Regions from separate parts of the Mus musculus genome. Here region 1 is linked to region 2. The links are chromatin contacts, found by Hi-C or POLR2A ChIA-PET in ENCODE. All regions are on one chromosome and are shown on one strand. The core of a region is the stretch at or near the end of the contact, and the rest is flanking DNA. Distances in the headings are between cores, read along the strand shown.

Region 1 (2,700 bases), core at 199-2,698, 58 kb after region 2:
CATGACCCTGTCCTAGATGCACAGGTCTTGGAGGGGGGGCACCTAGAGTACAGAGGCAGGGAGTTGGGAGGTGGAGGGACGATCTACACAGCTTTCAAGATAGTTGTGTTTGCTCCACAAGGCGTTATAGTAGATGACTGTGTTTGGGCTTGTGACCTGCTACCTTCTCTCTGTCGCAGCCCCACACAGAGCTTCCCTCCCCACCCTGGGTCAGTGGGAAGAGGTGTCCTGCCAACTGTGTCCCACAGATCAGAGTGTCCTGCTCCCCAGCGTCCCTTCCCTGGCCGACTGGCCAACAGGCAATGTAACCAGGGCCTATATTCAACCACCTTAGTCACCATCCCCACCCTTGGCGTTTATGGATGCTTGGGGCCTCATAAAGCTCAAAGCCTGTAAACAGTAATAAAGAGGCCCAGAGAACTTGGCTTGGGCAAGCTGCTGTGGGGCCAGAAGCTGCAAGCTGCAGAGGGGTATTGGGCTCAGGGAGGAGAAGCCATTTCCTCGTCTTCTGGCATTTCTGCTCACCGCTCTGAACACAGGACCATCAAGGTTACTGTGAATCTCTTCTGTGCCCAGGTACTGTGGGAGGTGCCCTCTGGCAGATGCAGCTTCCTGGACCCTGAATACTTGAGAGGATTTATTTCCTGCAGAACACAGGCTTAAGAGTAAGAAGAATGCATTCAGGGGAAAACTATCCATGCTCACCATGCTGACCACCCTACAGGACAGATGGAAACAGTCCCTCCAGGTCAGCAGCACTGCCCCCATCTCTCCACCTGCCTTTACTCCTAGGTTTCCCATCGTACCTGGCTATAGCATCCCATGGAGCCCTGCCTCAAGCTGGTTATAACACCTCTTTCTTTTGTTCATTAGTAAGAAAAGACAATCGTCAGCCTGTGTTGGTTATCCAATTCCAAACGGTCAGCCCTGAAAACATTTGCATACAAGTAACATTAAAGGGACCGAACAGGTTGTGTTTATATATACACACACGTAGATGACAAACATTAAAGAAGTAAAAATCATGAATTTGAGAGAGATTGGATGAGGTACACAGGAACTATTGGAGGGAGGAAAGGGAAGGGAAACATGTAATTATATTTTAATTTCTTAAAAAAAGCAGAATATTACAGGTGCCTGTAATATTAGATCCCATCCAGGAATCCAGGGATCCAAGGAGCCAGGGACCCAGGGAAGCTAGGCCACCAGTCTCTGTGGCCCAGTTCCAGGGCTCATTGCTAACGTGTACCGACTTGGTTGTCGCTGGCAGATTGTTTCATTCGTCTGGAAAGAAAACTTCGTGGCTAACTCTAAATAACACTTTTTTGGGTCTCAGAACCTTGGGCTCAGGATCCACGCAGCCCCGCCTTTCTCCTAGACCCCGCCCATCAGGTCCCGCCCCGTCTCTCCGGTTATTTAACTCAGGCTCTACACCCGCCGCTTGCAGAACGTGGACAGATCCTAGCCGGAACTCGGTGCGAGCCAACCGCGGCGCTGCACACTCACCATTGGCTGAGAGCTGCGGCAGGGGCAGGCCCAGGCTTGCGATTGGCTGTTGGAGCAGTGTCTGGAGGGCTTAGCGGTCGGCAGTCGCTGACAGTCATGGAGACCTCGTCGGTGCTGACCCGGGGAGCTGCAAGGCAGCGGAGCCCCGCGGCCCCGGAGAAGCAGGCGCGGGACCAGACGGAGCGGAGGCCGGGGCGGCGGAGGCAGGGGCGGAGGTGCGCACGGCTGGGCTGAGCTCCAGGTCTGGGCTTGGGGTGGCCATGCTGCCTGTCGTGCAGCGCGACACTGTCTGTCGCTTGCGGACAAACCTACGTCCCTCCATCCTTCTATCCCCGGTCGCAGACGGGCCACCCGAGCAAGTTAGCAGCTCCCTTGTTCCTAACCTATGACGGACCCTGTCCCAGCCCATCGGGATCTCGTTCTGGCAGTCTGGCGCCAAGGCTACTGCACCTTCCTTTGGCCCTATAGATTAGGCAATCCCGAACATGGATGGCTTTCTGTTCGTGTAATATTTGAACTGAATCTTTAGGGACGAGGACTGTACTAGGTGGATCAGAATGAGCAAAGGCACAAAGGCAAAGAAGTGGACAGACATACCCCCCTGGTCCAGGGTTGTAACCCCGTGGTCGGTGGGACACTGGGAAAGGTATCAGCACAAACTTGATGTGTCCTGCTTCGTTTTTAAACCCACAGCAGTGAGACAGATGGGCTATTCAGACTTTAGGATGGTTGCTGACCGACGGGAAAGGTATTTGTGGGTAGAAGCCATCCTAAGAGGTCCTTTTCCTTCTTACTGGAGGGACATTCAGGTGACAGGTGGGCATGGGCAGACGGGATGACTTTGAGTTCCTTTGGGTGCAGCTGAAGGATAAAGGAGTCAGCCAGGGGGGCGCCATCTGGAAGAGGAGTATTTGGTGGTGAGATTTCAAAGGCGGGTGTTTTGCATGGCCTGATGACACAGGCCTTTAATTCCAACTCCTTGATGGGGTGAGGCAAGAGGATCACAAGTTTGAGGCCCCAACCTGGTGTAGTGAGGCCACATCGCAAAAATTAAAATGGAAGGTCTTGAGAGAGATTCATGGCAGAGCACTTGCCTAGGATGTAGGAAGTTCTGGGTTTGAGCCCCTAGCACCACAAGAAAAAGATGACGTCTCCATTTTAGCCTGCTACTGTCTGGCCATCCCCGCAGTTCCA
Region 2 (2,700 bases), core at 40-2,539:
TACATGGTCCATTCAGTTGCAAGAAGCATTTACTTTTTTATAACAGGTCAAATGGAACAAAGAAAGCAAGAAAGCACACAGAATTCTGTCTCTAGCCAAGCAAAGACGCTCTGGGCTCTATGTGACAGAGATCCCTTGTCTTATCCAGAAGGAAGTAGGCTGTGCTCACGGGTTCCAGCAAGACTGCTAGGCCGAGGTCTAGGGAGCAGCTCAAAGGAGGGCCTGTAGCCCAGTCCAGAAGGATGGTCCTCAGACAAGCCCCAGAGGGGCAGGGAGAAGGAGTTCCCAAGGCAGGGTCTGCAGTACATGCAGGACAGTCTTGGGAGCTTGTAAGATCTAGTCAGTCAGGCCCCACTGACACCGTGAGACCAGGTTCCCAGGTCTAAGCTTTGTCCAGTATATAGACCTGAGATGGAACTGGGAAATGAAGCTGGTTACTGAGGCACTCCCGAGTGACTGCAGAAAGGTGCTTGGGTTTACTGGAGGCGTATGAATGTCACAGGTGCTAGGGGCAGGAAGCTCTGTAAGGATGGACCAGGTGATGCCCGACTTCGAGGCTGGGAGAGTCTAGCCGAGATTAGGGTTGTATGTGCAGAAAGGGACTAGGGGGTGTGCAGAAGAAGCAGGGGGTGTCGGTAGTCGGGTAGTAAAAAAGGATAGTGCACTATGCTGCCTAGGGGGAAGGTCCAATCTTAGATGACAGCAAGAAGAGCCAGGACAGGAGCAAGGAAGTGGGCGGTTACAGGTGAGGATGGGGTGCGTAGGTGGGTCTGTTAGAGAGGTGATCAAGTGCCAAACTGGAGAGCCCGTGCCCAGGCCAGGCAGGGAGGGAGGGAAGGTACTGTCGCTAGGGGCATTTGAAGCATGCTAGTCAGAAGAGGAAGAAGTTTCGCACTACTTCAGCACGGCACCCTCATCAGAAAGGGGAGGTCTCCCACACAAGCCAGAGGGGGAAAGACGTCTGTCTGTCCGGCACCCGTCACAGCCTAGCTGCGGGGGGGAGTTTGAGGTGCCTGGGGCCGGGCCGGACGGATGCGGGTGGCAACAGGCCCCAGAACACAGCGAGGGAGGGCACCCGGCCGCGGGCGCACCGTCACTCACCCACTGAGGGCCTGGCTCCGGAGCCTGCGGGCTGCCGCCTACCTGCGTAGGGCCGGACAGGGCAGGCGGCCACTTCCGCCCCGCCGCGCGCTCCCGGCAGTCTCTGTTCTGCGCCTGCGCCTCACTCTGGCCGCGCGCTCCCGGCAGCCTCTGCTCTAAGTGTCTTCCTGCGCCGCACTCTCGGTTGCCTACAGCCACGTCTTCCCGGCAGCCTTTGCTCTATGTGTCTTCCTCTACTCGCCCACCCAGTCTCTGCTCTGCGCCTGCGCACTGAGCGCCGGGCTGCTGGGAATCGTAGTTTTTCGCTTGAGCTTGTAATTGAGGCGCGGAAATCCAGCAAAGGAGTTGTCTGTCGTTCCCCAGTTAAGCTTCAGGGTTCTTTGCCTGGTCCCCCCGACCTTCGTCTCAGGAAGTTTAGAAGTTAGGACTCCTCTCTGCCGCCCTAGTCCTCAGACCCTCTTCTGAGCAGTTCCAGCTGGTCATAGCCAATGCTGACCAGATTCCACAGCAGGACCAGAGGATGGTGGTGTGTTCCCGCCGCCGACTGTAGTCAATAGCCCTTACAAACGGAGGACCCCGGTTCATCTTTTCCCAGCCTGCCTTGCCCTGAGCTCTGTGCTGTGTGATACCGGCTCAGTCCTAGACAGTGGTGGCATGTAAGGACTTTAAGAGGCCCTCATCAACCATGGAGAGAGTCAGCCCTGCCTCCTGACTTCAGCCTCATCCCTGAGTCTCCCAAAAGCCTTCTGGGAAGTAACCGATGCACAGTTGGGACGAATTCAAAATATGTAACCCAACACGGTGAAAAACAACCCTTTCTTCCACCCCTTTTTGTCCTCTGGGACATACACTAACTAACGTTAGAATATATACTAAATTACATGTGAAAAATAGAAATGTGCTGGGTTCCCTCTTCTGTGCTTGGGTTGGCAGGCCATCTTTCTTGAATTCTCTGATGTTCGTGTCAGACCAAACCAAGTCCCAATCAGCCACCTTCTATTTGTTACAGCTTCTCCACTCGGAATAGCAGATTGCTCGTAGGATTTTTAAAGCACTCTAGGTATTCCTTCCAATTCCCAGCTCCTCTCCTTACACCTGCAACGGGAGGCATGGTCCCGAATACTGTGCTCATCTTTCTCAAGCCTTCCTTTGCAGACAACACATAGCTGTGCAACTCTAAATAATACATTGCTCAGTTCTGCCCAGCTTAACCTTTATGAGAGATGGCAGAGTCGGTGTTCCAGGGGCGCGCGCGCGCGCGCGCGCACACACACACACACACATACACACACACACAGAGAGAGAGAGAGAGAGAGAGAGAGAGAGAGAGAGAGAGAGAGAGAGAGAGAACACGCATCTGTGTGGGTTTATATATTCACAGGTGCACTTGCGTTCCCCTAGAGGCCAGAGGACAACCTCGGTTTCTGGATGGCCTGGAACTGGCTGAGTAGGCTAGCCTGGCTGGCCACTGAGCCCCAGTGAGTCCCAGGAAGCTCTAGTACCCCTTGCACCAGGATTGCAACACCACACCCATCATTTTCGTAACATGATTTCTGGGCAGTGGATTCACCTCTGTGCTTGCAAGTCTATCACTTTGCC

What was found. A loop is a pair of places that touch in the nucleus more often than their neighbours do. ChIA-PET counts read pairs that join two places held with the same protein, here RNA polymerase II (POLR2A).
Region 1: a loop to region 2 is called in a map of T-helper 2 cell, with 2.1 times the contacts of the local background. The contact joins the promoter of Engase here to the promoter of Cant1 in region 2. A Hi-C loop is called at or near these places in 2 of 37 maps with a recorded cell type or tissue (T-helper 2 cell and mouse trophoblast stem cell). POLR2A ChIA-PET finds 5 or more read pairs at or near these places in 3 of 5 experiments (Patski and embryonic stem cell).

The regions. Positions count from the first base shown.
Region 1 is chr11:118,475,384-118,478,083 of GRCm38, forward strand. It overlaps Engase (endo-beta-N-acetylglucosaminidase), which reads left to right and starts at 1,449. Exons shown (of 14, transcript NM_172573.3): 1 at 1,449-1,721. The coding sequence starts at 1,603.
Region 2 is chr11:118,417,829-118,420,528 of GRCm38, forward strand. Cant1 (calcium activated nucleotidase 1) reads right to left here and starts at 1,290. Exons shown (of 5, transcript NM_001025617.2): 1 at 1,102-1,290.